3 separate regions of the Homo sapiens genome follow, and all the other regions are linked to region 1. Evidence: chromatin contacts called from ENCODE Hi-C or POLR2A ChIA-PET data. All regions are on one chromosome and are shown on one strand. The core of a region is the stretch at or near the end of the contact, and the rest is flanking DNA. Distances in the headings are between cores, read along the strand shown.

The links. Hi-C counts contacts between places; a loop is a spot of excess contacts on that map. ChIA-PET counts read pairs that join two places held with the same protein, here RNA polymerase II (POLR2A). Pooled maps may share reads with other maps.
Region 2: a loop to region 1 is called in a pooled map, with 6 times the contacts of the local background. The contact joins the enhancer-like site here to the promoter of GPATCH3 in region 1. A Hi-C loop is called at or near these places in 1 of 50 pooled maps. POLR2A ChIA-PET finds 5 or more read pairs at or near these places in 2 of 52 experiments (activated CD4-positive, alpha-beta T cell and activated T-cell).
Region 3: a loop to region 1 is called in a pooled map, with 4 times the contacts of the local background. The contact joins the promoter of MAN1C1 here to the promoter of GPATCH3 in region 1. A Hi-C loop is called at or near these places in 1 of 50 pooled maps. POLR2A ChIA-PET finds 5 or more read pairs at or near these places in 2 of 52 experiments (CD8-positive, alpha-beta T cell and H1).

What each region holds. Positions count from the first base shown.
Region 1 is chr1:26,898,006-26,902,385 of GRCh38, forward strand. GPATCH3 (G-patch domain containing 3) reads right to left here and starts at 2,462. Exons shown (of 7, transcript NM_022078.3): 1 at 1,987-2,462. The coding sequence starts at 2,437. It also overlaps a transcript of NUDC not described here. RefSeq lists an enhancer at 2,407-2,526.
Region 2 is chr1:28,245,514-28,249,893 of GRCh38, forward strand. No RefSeq gene overlaps it. Among named protein-coding and RNA genes, the nearest start is that of ATP5IF1, 12 kb to the left of the region's middle. RefSeq lists enhancers at 171-670, 1,479-1,648, 2,890-3,089. Within about 2 kb of position 2,263, at least 38 of the 41 ENCODE cell types and tissues checked have a DNase peak (open chromatin) inside an H3K27ac peak, as active enhancers do.
Region 3 is chr1:25,614,897-25,619,276 of GRCh38, forward strand. MAN1C1 (mannosidase alpha class 1C member 1) reads left to right here and starts at 1,895. Exons shown (of 12, transcript NM_020379.4): 1 at 1,895-3,441. The coding sequence starts at 2,902. RefSeq lists an enhancer at 1,161-1,330 and silencers at 1,521-1,810, 1,831-2,120.

The DNA of each region.
Region 1 (4,380 bases), core at 1,212-3,711:
TGCACCCTGTGATCCCAGCTCCTTGGGAGGCTGAAGCAGGAGGATTGCTTGAGCCTGGGAGGTGAGGCTGTAGTGAGCCAAGATTGCACCACTGCACTTCATCTCGGGCGACAGAGTACCCTGTCTCAAAAATAAATAAATAAATAATAAAATAAATCCATTAGCCTCATGCTGTTCCTCCCTCTCAAACTTCTCCAGGTCTTTTCATCTCTCCCCAAGCGGAACTACAGAACTACCTAGTAGTTTCATGTCACTTCTCATCACCTTGGCTGGGCATACAAGTTTCTTCCAGCTCTGGCTCCTGATGAACTTTTTTTTTCTTTTTTTTGAGACAGATTCTCACTCTGTCACCCAGACTGGCGTATGCAGTGGTGCAATCTCAGCTCACCGCAACCTCCGCCTCCCGGGTTCAAGTGATTCTCATACTTCAGCTTCCCAAGTAGCTGGGATTACAGGCATGTGCCACCATGCCTGGCTGATTTTTGTATTTCTAGTACAGACAGGGTTACGCCATGTTGTCCAGGCTGGTCCTGGCCTCAAGTGATATCTACCCACCTGATGACCTTTTGATTCTCGGCTGTCACCAACTCCCACCTCCTGCATGTCTTCATACGATGTGTTCCAGCCACACCAAACAATTTTTCTCCTAATTTCTTTTTTTTCTTCTTTTTTTTTTTTTGAGATGGGGTCTCGTTCTGTCACCCAGGCTGGAGTACAGTGGCGCGATCTTGACTCATTGCAACCTCCACCTCCTGGGCTCAAGTGATCCCCCCACCTCAACCTCACAAGTAGCTGGGACTACAGGCATGCGCCACCACAACCGGCTAATTTGTATTTTTGGTAGAGACAGGGTTTCACCATGTTGCCCAGGCTGGTATGGAACTCCTGAGCTCAAGAGATCCACCCACCTGTGCCTCCCAAAGTGCTGGGATTACAGGCACGAGCCATTGCAACCCAGCCCACAATGAACAATTTAACATGCCCTGAAAGTTTTTCACGGGCTTTCAAAGCTGTGTCTTTGCAAACGCCATTTACCCTGAAACCCAGAAACACCATTCTCTCCTATTAACTCCTATTTATTTTTCAAGACCCAGATGGAAAGCCACATTTCATGATCCATCTAGGAAGTTAGTTTCTCCCTTCTCTGTCATCTCACAGCACTTGGTGATAAACAGTATAGGCTCTGGAACAGATGCCTAGGTTTGTTGTAGCTCTGACACTAACTAACTCTGTAACCTCAGGCAAGTCACATAACTTCGGCTTCCCTCAGTTTCTTCACCTATGAAATGGGAGAAACAACAGCTCCTATCTCATAGGACTGTTGAGAGGGGTAAGAAAACAAAAGGCTTAGAACAGCGCCTACTAAATACAGAGTGCTCAGTGAATGCTAACAATTAGAATGACATCTCTGTGGCAATAACCTTTTTCCAAATGTCTTCCTTTGTGGATTCTGAGCACACACTATGTCCAACTGTTCTCTGCATACCCAGCTAGTCACACTAGGTCTAGCAATGTAAGCATTTGTTGAATGTGTGAACTGGAGGGCTCTGCACTGTCCTGTTTCCCCATCAAACTGATTTCCCATGAAAGTGGGAGCTGTCCAGAGAAAAGATTGTCTCTTCATTTGTATCTTACTGAAAGGACTGGGTAGGAAGCACAGAGAGAGCAGGAGAGAAAGACAGTAAAAGGGTTAGAGACTGGATTTCCTTTTTTCTTTCTGTGTTAGTGCAAAATCAACCCCTTGGATAGAGAAAGGGTCTCAAAAGGGACCTAACAAAATGAAGGCTCTTCCGAATAAGCCTCTCCGGTTTATTTTTCTCCATGTATTGGACTAACTCCCTGCAAGTTGAGCCTGAAGCTCTGTCTAGAATATGAACTAAACTCATAGAGTCCTAACCAGAGGCCTGACTTATCCTCACCACTCCTCTGAAAAGGTGCCTCTGTTCCAGGCCCGTAGGCCCAGTCTATTAACTTTCTCACTCTTACCTGATGCCTCCGTAGGTAGCCGAAGTCTGCGGATGAGACAGCGACCCGGTAGCCAAGTCCCGTGAGAATCCAGCCACCGGCGGCCCGAGTACATGCGAATAAGCCTCTGAGCTTGAGCCAACCCCCTTACCGAGATGACGCAGCAGCAGGTGCGGGTCTGGATTGGAGTAGAGTCTCGAGTGGAGAGAGGCCGGACATCGGTGGCCGAAGTCTGAGAGAGAAGCTGGCCCTCAGCGGCTGGGTCGGTAGGAATTAGGGCAGAGTTAGGAGCGGCCTGCGGAGGGGCCCGCTCAGGCCGATGCCGGTAGTGGAAACAGAGGAAGCCACCGCCGCGCTCTTCTCGGAACTGGCTAAAATAGCTCCGTAAATGGGCCGAGCGCAACACGGAGGGGATACCGCTCACTACCAGGTAAACTGTCGCCTCCTCCTCCGCCTCGCCGGGCACCGCCATCTTGGATTGTCACATGATCAGCTAGAACCAAGTCTCGCGAGAACACCGCGAGCAACGTTCCAGCCCCTGCGTTGCGAGATTGTGAAAATTCTAACTAGTCCTTTGGGATTGGGGTTGTGGAACCTGGAGCTGGAAGATCCGAAGTCTTCTGTGTTCCTTTCCCACAGAGGGAAGCCGGCGATGATGGAAAAACTCACCTGGAAAATGGGGTCATAGAGTTCTTTCATAAAGCTCTCATGAGGACCAAATAAGAAGCCTGCGGGAGGGGTCATTTTTGAGGTATTTAGTTGTGGATATTGCACACCTAATCTCAACCTTCCTCAGTTCTGAACCTTTAGTCGTTCTTCCATTTATTTTTCCAAAATGTGTTGATGAACTCCCACAAATCGGTAAGAAAAAGATAACCCGGTAGAAAAATGGGCCGAAGATACTTCGCAAAAGAGGAAACACGCAGGTCCAATTTACAATGAAAGTGCTATGAGTTACTAGAGGCTTACGTTAAAGAAAAGATGCACAACTCAATAATAAAAGAAATGCAGCGAGACCCACTTTGCATCCACTATGTTGGCAAACTTTAAAACCTTAGAGTCGATGACAACATGGTGGAACTGAAGCTCTCATACACTGTTGGTGGAAATGTAAGTTGATACAACCACTTTGGGAAACAATTGGCGTTATCTAGTAAAAGCAAAGCTACACATCATTTGACTCAGCACTTGTAGGTAATATTTTATTTATTTTTGAGTTGGGGTCTCGCTCTGTCGCCCAGGCTGGAGTGCTGGGACCACAGATGCAACCCACTATGCCTGGCTAATTTTTTAAACTATTTGTAGAGATGGGGTCTCACTGCATTGCCCAGGCTGGTATTGAACTCCAGGGCTCAAGTGATCCACTGGCCTCAGCCTCCCAAAGTGTTAGGATTACAGGTGTGAGCCACGGTCCCCGCCTTTTTGTCTTTTTTTTTTTTTTTTTTTTTTTTTGAGATGGAGCCTCGCTCTGTCATCCAGGCTGGAGTGCAATGGTGCGATCTCGGCTCACTGCAACCTCCGCCTCCCGGGTTCAAGCAATTCTCCTGTCTCAGCCTCCCGAGTAGCTGGGACTACAGGTGCGTGCCACCACGCCCGGCTAATTTTTGTATTTTTAGTAGAGACGGGGTTTCACCATATTGGTCAGGCTGGTCTCGAACTCCTGACCTCAGGTGATCCACCCGCCTTGGCCTCCCAAAGTGCTGAGATTACAGATGTAAGCCACCGCACCCGGCCCTCTTTGTACGTTTTTTAATTGGGTTATTTGATTACTATTGATTCATTGATTCATAATTCAGACAAAGTCTACACATTATACTGGGTGATAGGAGGAACCTGTAGATTGAGAGACCTCAAACAAAAGCAAAAAATAAAGGGCCAAGCTCAGTGGTTCACGCCTGTAATCCCAGCACTTTGGCAAGCTGGTGTAGGAGGATCCCTTGAGCTTAGAAGTTTGAGACCAGCCTGGCCAAGTTGGCAAGACCCTTGTCTAAACAATAAAAAAAATGACTGCACATGTTTATCAGAAGACTTATTGATAATGTTGACTTTTACCCAAGCCCTGTGATCCTGGAAAACTAAGGCTTAAGAAATGCCTTCCCACTGTTTTGTGTTCTGGAACACAGCATATTGCAAAAAAACATCCTTCCCCAAGTGAGTTAGGTAAGACTGGTGTATGCCCCTCTGGTTCACCAATGACAAAGCCAGACACAGACTCCATATTCCAAATCTCCTCATGAAAGCTTTGAGGAACTTCTTGTCCCCACTGATCAGTTGGAACAAACTTTGGTTAAAACTTCTCTCCTTCCCCCAGCTTCCCGAACTTTGGCTTACCCTCAGCTTGAGCCAGCGCACATCTCCTCCTTAACAGCCTCTCCTGAGAATAGGCTGGCTTCAAGGTAAAGCATTATCTGATCT
Region 2 (4,380 bases), core at 1,013-3,512, 1.3 Mb after region 1:
TTTGAGATGGAGTTTTGCTCTTATTGCCCAGGCTGGAGTGCAATGGCGCGATCTCGGCTCACCGCAACCTCTGCCTCCCGGGTTCAAGCGATTCTCCTGCCTCAGCCTCCCGAGTAGCTGGGATTACAGGCATGTGCCACCACGTCCGGCTAATTTTGTACTTTTAGTAGAGACGGGGTTTCCCCATGTTGGTCAGGCTGGTTTCAAACTCCTGACCTCAGGTGATCCGCCCACCTCAGCCTCCCAAAGTGCTGGGATTACAGGCATGAGCCACCGTGCCTGGCCCAAGAGTGTTAAAGTCTGGTGCAGTGGCCTGTAGTCCCAGCTACCCCAGAGGCTGAAGCAGGAGGATCATGTGAGCCCAGGAGTTTGAGACCAACCTGGGCAACACAGCAATACTCCCTCTCTTAAAAAAAAAAAAGCCTTAAATTTATTTGTTCATAGTCTTCAACTCACGAATTTTTCTAGGAATTTAATTAATCAGGAATATAATTATTTAAGAGTTTTATCTCATCTTGAAATATGTGAAAAATTGGGAAGAAAACCCTAAATGTTCTCAATAAGGATTAATAAATTATAGCATACATGAATAGTCTGCAACCATTAACAATTATATTTAAGGAATATTTAATATTACAAAAATTATGAAATGTGCTAAGTGGAAAAAGCAGGCTATATAGCTATACATTATTAATACGGTATATAAACTTATATGCTATAAAAATAACCAACATGTTGGTTTCTCTTTGTAGTGCAATTGGGATTTGAGGGAGTTCTCCCTTCTCTGTTTAAAAGGATCTCTTTAAAAAACAACAAATGTAATACAACTTAGCACATAGATAGATATTAAATAAGTGTATTATATAAAGAATCTTAAAACTTCTCCCTTCTCCGTCCACCCCAGAGCTAACCAATGGTAACAGGTGCAAACTACACATCTTTCCAGATCTTTGTTTCCTCTGTGTAACTATGTATACAACTATGAGACTGTTCTATATGTATCATTGCGCAACCTCGGTTTTTGCTTCGTTCTGTTTTAACCTAACAGGAAATCCTGCATACCTTTCCATTTCAGAGCACTTGGAGCTACCTTCTGTTTCTTTGCTGTAGAAGCCGTTGTGTGAACAAATCCGTTTATTTCTCTCATCAGTCTCCTTTGATAGACATTTGGGTCACGTCCGGTTTTACGCTTTTACAATACATCAGTGAACAGCAGTAATACGAGCTCAAGACAGAAGGCCTGAAAAACATTGAAAAACACAGAGACGGAAAAAAAAAAACCACAGAGGGGGAAATATAATTTCGGGTTATTTCAGTTTCACCTTTACACTTTGTTATATTCCACATTTTTTGCAATAAATATAAATTTGGAAGTAAAAGCATAAAACGAAAATCAAACGATTGATTGATTGATTGATTGACTGAGACGGAGTATCACTCTCGTCGTCCAGGCTGGAGTGTAGTGGCGCGTTCTCGGCTCACTGCAACCTCCGTCTCCCGGATTCAAGCGATTCTCCTGCCTCAGCCTCCCGAGTAGCTGGGATTACAGGCGCCCGCCACCACGCCCGGCAAATTTCCAAACGTATATTTAAAAGAAGAAAAGGAAAAGAGGGGAAAAAAAGAAAGAAAGAAAGAAAGAAAGAAATTAGAAGCAGATGGGGCAGTTCAGCCTCTTCTCGCGGAGCGGGGCTAGACGGAGTCAGGGGCGGACCGCCACAGCCTGCACCAATCAGGACCCGGTTGATAGGCAGAGCCTGGCGACTTCGAAGACTCGCCCCCAGTCAAAGAGCCCCGGGGATTCGTTTCCGTACGCAGCCTGGAAACCAGCCTGGGCCTATCCTGCGCGCCGCTGCGGGCTACTATTGGCTGCCAAGAAACCCCGCCCATCTTCCTGCTCATTGGCCGGTGCGGTTTACGTAAGAGGAGCCTGTTGCTGAGCGAAAAGTCTGTTCTGCAATTTTCGCTAAGGAGTTGTTAACGCTGAAACCGCACTGGGCGTCCTGGGGTCAAAAAAACAATACTAGCCACAGTTTATTAAACTGCAACTAAATGCCAGGCTATGTGCGCCAAACTTTTAATATTAATGGTTGTAGGCACCTTTCTTGAACACCCACCACTATCAGCCAGTCACTGAGCCAGATCCTTCAAAATAACAGTAAAAATATAGATAATCTACAGTTTATTGAGCACTTCATCTGCATCAAGCCTTGTTAAGGGGTTTCCATGCATAAGCTCTCATTCTCACAATAGAACGGTGGAGGTAAACTATTGCCCCATTTAACATTTAACATGCAGTCCTGTAGACCCAGCTACTCGGAAGGCTGAGGTGAGAGGACCCAGGAGCTCCAAACTTAAGTGAGCTATGATCGCGCCACTGCACTCCAGCCTGGGCAACAGAACGAGACCTGTCTCAGAAAAACAAAAACGTAATAAAAGAAAAACAAAAACAAAAAAACAGGAAACGGGTTCAGAGAAGTGAAGTGTTTTGCTGAGGTTCACAAAGAAAGGGTTGGAACTGGAACCTTCAACTCCGATATCCTGATTCCAAGTGTGGCCTTTTTAGGGAGGGGGTCGGGGTACAGAATTCCGCTGGGGATAGGGAAAGGTAGGACAGGATGGTGGGAGGCCAGAGGCGTTGCTCCAGGGACAAGCCTCAGGGTGGTTCTCTGAGAATAGGATGTATAGAGCCTCTAGGAGTGGAGGGTTGGGGAAGGAAGGGAGACCAGAGGAAAGGGAGAAGTTGTTCTTTCTGAAAATGTGAGGCTTCTCTCCTGGGGCAGCCTATTAAGGTGTAGGTAGCCCTGGACCTCGAGATTCTAGTCTCCACTCTGTGGCCAACTTCCTAGGGAACCTTGGGCAAATTCCTCTCTCTCGACCTGAGGCTTCCTGCCTTGTAAGAGAGGTAGTAAGCCAAAACAATGGAAAGTGCATTCGGGCTGTGAAGTATTTTAGGACTCTGGTCCTTGCTGGCAGCAGGGGGAATCTTCAGCAACCACAGACCTTTACTTAGCTGTTGCCTGGCCTCTTTTCAAGACCTTCAGGCGGTGACATGGACCCTAACAATCCTATAAACTCAAAACGGTTTGGGCCAGCCCTTTCCTACTCCATTCTGACTTAGCTATAGCAGGATCTGGCCTGCAGGGGGCGTTGAGGAACCACTCAGCCGACAAAACTAAACTAAATCAACCAAGCAATTTGCCCAAAAGCACCCAGTGCGTTAGTTTTTGCATTTAAGAAGGGTAAACGTTTCCAAACCTGAAGATTTCTGTCCTCAGTATGCAATCGAGAAGACGAATTATATACACTGCCAGTTCTTTATGGCACCAGTTCTCTCCATAATGACTCTGCAAGTTTAGAGCTAATTTCTATTTCTTTGTTTTACAGATAGGGAAACAGATTCAAAGAGCTGGAAAAAAAAAATTCAGTTTGGGTTACTTGGCTAAAAGCTGGCACCCGAATTGCCTGACTCCTGGGAAGTGCTCTTAGGAGATAGTTGGCTTTGTTTCTGGGAGTCTGTGGTTGTACTGCCTGCTAATGCACAACTCCAAAGGACAATTTTGGTTGTGTAGCTTGACAGCTCGGCACCTGTCAGCTCTGTGCAGGAAGGACCTCCCTCCCCACCTAGCACAATGCCTGCTTCATGAGTAATTGAATTAATGTGTGACTAAGCCTTGAAGGATGGGTCTTCTTTGGCTTTATCAAACCAATTGGAGTGGAACTTCTTTCCTGAAAGTTCCCCCTGGGCAGGAATTGTATCTGAGATTAGTGGGTGGGGAGGGGGGAAACAATAAGAAGAGCTCAGAAAATGACATCTGGGGTGATAAATCACAGCCCCCCGAATGGTCCCATTACAAGGTCATTATAGTAAAGTGATCTCAGAATTTGAGACTAGAAAACTAATTCAGGAAGAATGAATACAGAACAGATGACAATCATATTAGGGTCATAATCTGAAATGGATCTAAGGCTGAAGACATCTCAAAAACATTTCAAATCCAGTCTAGGTAGGTGTATCTTTGGGACTGGAAGGTGATTGAGGAATATAAATAGCTGGCCAATCAGTGGCCTCAACATAGCTGATGCAAGAGTTGAGAGTGTGGCAACAGAAGAAGGAGATCTTTACCCAACCAAAAATACAAGGCAGTGGGGAGGGGAGGAATGTGCCCAGCCAGTGGCACCCTGCCATGCCCTGCTAGGCTGCTAGCTTCACCACTGGATTTCCCAGAGCCAGGCACAGTGCCTGGTACACACAAGATGGTAAATAAATATTTATTGAATGAAAAAAGGAAGGAAGGAACTGGAGCCCTGACCAGCAGATAGTTGCTGAGTAGAGCAGTTCAATAATTCGTCCTTTCACTTGCTCAGATTCCAGCTGCCTTA
Region 3 (4,380 bases), core at 645-3,144, 1.3 Mb before region 1:
CTACCTTCACAGGGGACTGAACAGTGATTCCCCTACACTCTCAATGAGGAACAACACAGATGATGACTCTAATGAATGCTGGGTCCCTGCCTGGTTCTCCAAAGACAAGGTTGCCCTTTCCTGCAGTGGGACCCAGTGAGGCGATGCTTGGGTGTTGGAGACATGGGTGAGGCCAGGCCAGGTCTCTGGGCTCCTGCACCCAAATGGGTCACATGCTTATCTCTGATTTGCACAGCTGGCTCCACATCAACCTGCCAACGAAACTCACAAGAGATTGAAATATCTGAATTAGAATTTTATATTTAAGCTGCATATATTTGTGGGATTGGGAAGGATTAGTCATCTCCAGTGACCAAAATGTTTGCACCTGTTACCCACTTTCATTTTCAGTTGAGAGAAAGTTGCATGCCAGGGATATTTAAACATCGAGGGTGGGTCTGCTGTCAGTGGTCTGGCCAGAGGTAGAAGGATGACTGAGTCCCAGCCGCCCATCCCCAGCAGGCCTCAGGGAAGAAGCAAGATTTACGAGGCGAGAGCCTGCCTGGCCCGCTTCTTCTGTCGGGAAAGGCTTCCCTGCAGTATTTTCTGTCTCGTCAACACTGCATTTCATTTTAAATTGCAGCTGAAAGTAGATATTTTCCCTCTTGCCTATTACAAACCTCTTAATTTGTCTCTCCCTCTGCTGTTATTTGTCTCTATAAAGTGTTTTGCATGAAAGACCCACACAGCACAATGTTGCTTCACCCTGGGTTAGGTTTAACAGGAAGGGAAGATGCAGAGACTAAGTCCAAGGAGGAAGATGTGAGGGCCTTGGGGTTGAGGACACGCGTGTCTGGGAGTTGATGCCTGGCTGTTTTTGGAGGTTATCTGTTGCCTGAGTGTCTGTGGGTATGCGGGTGCACATGTCCATGTTTGTACTAATTTACATATATGTCTATGCATACTGTGGTATAATCACTTGGGTGTCCATACCCAAATTAAGTGTATGTTTGAGTGCATGTACACACCCACATGCCAGTCTCTGTGTGCATATAGATCTATGCCCAGACGCACACATGTGCATATAAACACACGTAGGCATCAAGGTAGACGTCCGTCACATTATGTGTGTGGTCTTCTGTAGACACGCCCGGGGCTCTCTTCCTTTCGCTGCTTCTCAAGGCTGCGGTCAGCCTCCCTCCGTGCTCCACCCAGGAGCCCTGGCCCCGTTTAGGGTTGTGGGAAAAGGAAGGCACGCCAGTGGTCTGCGAGGGGGCCAGTGGAAACATCACCTCCGCCGACCCGGCCGCGGTCACAGCTCTCTGGCTTGGCTCCAGCCACCAGCAGCACCCCTGCAGCCCGGCGTTAGCGCTGAGAAGCCCGGGGCAGCCGCCAGGGCGCGGGCTGCCAGCTCCCTGACAACCCCGGGCTGGCACTCGGGGGCGAGAGAGGTCACCCAGCGACGGGCACACCCCTCCAGAGCAACACCGTCTCCGGCCCGCTTCCGGGGGCCACCAACCCGAGCCTCGCGGGCGGGCTGGGGGGTGGTCTCTGTCGCTTGGGGTCCAGCGAAGGCTGGGCAGTAACCAATGGACGACTGTGGCCCAACGGGGATCCCTCGGATGCAGCCAATGCCCTCGTTGCGCTCTCCGCCCCCGCCCTCGCCTGCCCCGCGCCGCTGGACCATTGGCGCCCGCTGGATGGGGGGTGCGCGCGACGCCTGCCCTTCGGGGAGGGCGGGGCTTGGAGCGGGCTGCGCTCCCGCCCGCGCTCGGCCTCTGCCCCGCCCCCGGACGCGCGGCCCTCAGCCGGCTGCGGCGCGGCGGCGGCGGGAGGGGGCGCGGGGCGCGCGCGTGGGCGTGGCCGGCGGGCGTGGCCGGCGGGCGGCAGGAGGCGGGGCGGCGGGCGCTGTCGCAGTGAAAGCCCGAGCGGCGGCGGCGGCGGGGACGGCGGTGGAGGCGGCCGGGTGGCTGTGCGCGCGTGTGGGGCGCAGGCTCGGCGGCAGCGGCCGGTCTGGAGCGGCCGCTGCGAGGAAGACAGCTGCAGCGGGGGAGGCGCGGCCAGGGCTGCGCGCTCCGCGGAGCCGGCGGGGCCGGGAACAGGTGATCCCAGTGGGAGCCCCGCGCCCTGCCGAGTTCGAGGGGCGGGAGCCCGCGCTCCCGGGCGCATCTGCAGCCGCCCAGCCGCGGCTCCGGACCCAGGCATCCCTGCGCTGTCTGGGGCCCGGGGGAAGCCCCCTGCCCCCGCAGGCTCGGAAGTGCCTGCTCCTGCTCCCTGGCCACTCCGGCTCCCAGCTCCCGGCGCCCTCTCCGCGGCGGAGAAAGTTGTGGACGTGTCCCGATAGTCGAGCCCGGGCGCTGTCGCGACCGGGCCGGGTGTGCGCGCGCTCGGGGCGGCGCTGACACGCCAGCCCCCCATCGCCTCGGTCCCCTCCGGAAACTGCTTCTGAAGCTGAAACTTTGGGCGCCTACCAGCGCGGGCGGGAGCCTAGGGGGCGGAGGGCGGCTTGGTGCGGGCCTGCGGGCGCCCCTCGGCGCGGACAGCCGGGACGCCGCGGACGGCATGTGACGGTCCCGGCGGCCGCAGCGCGGGAAGGCGCGGGCCCCGGCGCGGCGGGGAGGGCTCGGCCGGAGGGGAGGCTGCGGCGCGCGGCCGGTCGCTGCGGGCCCGGGCCCCAAGCCGTGCCGCTCCGCTCGCCCGGGCCCCGCCGAGGCCGCTGCGCCCCCGCCTCCTCGCGGGAGGACTCGCTCCAAACTCCCTGAACTTCGGGGACAGTCCCCCGAAGCGGCGAAACTCTCAGGGTTGGCAACCCTGCCCAGGGACCCCCATCCCGGGCGGCGCTCCGGACGCCCTCCCCTCACCGCGCCCCCGCAGACACGTGCCTGGACTCCGAGGGCTTCTGGAGCCACCGGCCGGGCCACGATGCTCATGAGGAAAGTGCCCGGCTTCGTCCCGGCCTCCCCGTGGGGGCTGCGGCTGCCGCAGAAGTTCCTCTTCCTCCTCTTCCTCTCGGGCCTGGTCACCCTGTGCTTCGGGGCCCTCTTCCTGCTGCCCCACTCCTCTCGCCTCAAGCGCCTCTTCCTGGCCCCCCGGACCCAGCAGCCTGGTCTGGAAGTGGTGGCTGAAATCGCCGGCCATGCCCCGGCCCGCGAGCAGGAGCCGCCTCCCAACCCGGCCCCCGCCGCGCCGGCCCCGGGCGAGGATGACCCCAGCAGCTGGGCCAGTCCCCGCCGCAGGAAAGGGGGGCTGCGGCGCACCCGCCCCACTGGACCCCGCGAGGAGGCCACGGCGGCCCGGGGCAATAGCATCCCGGCCTCCAGGCCCGGGGACGAGGGCGTCCCTTTCCGCTTTGACTTCAACGCATTCCGGAGCCGTCTCCGCCACCCGGTCCTGGGAACGAGGGCCGATGAGAGTCAGGAGCCCCAGAGCCAAGTGCGAGCCCAGCGGGAGAAAATCAAGGAGGTATGGACTCAGCCCCCAAACTCCTCCCACCAACTGCCCCCTCTAAGGAGAGAAGACCCTCTGGCGCTCCCACCCCTTTCCCTTGCCTCAGTCACTCCTGGTCCCAGGTCTACTTCTGGCCCTGCAGACTGCACTTTGCACCTTCCCCTTTCCTCCCAAATGTCCCACCTTCTTTCCTCCCTACACAGTTTCCCACCACTCGGGTCAGTTAATCGTCCCCACCGTGACAGATGGCAGCTGAACCCCTAGACCAACTGCCCCCTCACTCCCAGACTCTGGTATGTCGTATCCAACCCCCAGGCCCAGTGAGCTCCACTCCTTCCCTTTGTGGAGTTGCTAATGAGAGTGGAGTTCAGGTTCCTTAGTGCACCCTCTTTTTGCATTTGTGGACACAGAGCCACTGGTCCCATTCTTTTTCACTGTGTGACCTTAAGTCCAAAACCCCTATAGGACCTGCTTACCTAAAAACCCAGGATTTAAGGGGGTATTTGGTGTCCTGCAAATATTTTGTAATCTAGTAAGCAACCTACAAACCAGAGGATGTTGTGCATTCTGTTTCTATTGAGCTTATTGAGCTTCAGAACAATTGTACACAATTGTACATAATTGCATATGATGCAGGAAGAGATGATAAAGCAGTGGTCATATTACAGAAGCTCCGAGGTTATTGGCATAATGAAGCAGATCTTGAGCTGGTTCCCTGTAGGGATTGTACCAGGAGGGATTTAGAAGGATCACTTTAAGTCTGAGTCTTAGTTTAAGAAATCAAAAGCAAACACAGCCTCACAAGGCTTGAAGACAGTTGCCAGCTTGCCACTGCCACTAAATATTCTGCTGGACCACTGTTAGAACTGCCTGCGTGCGGATGGTGCCCAGCAATGCAGAGGGGGCTGCAGTGACACCCCCAGGCCACGAGGGGGCCGTGGGCAAGCTGTGGGC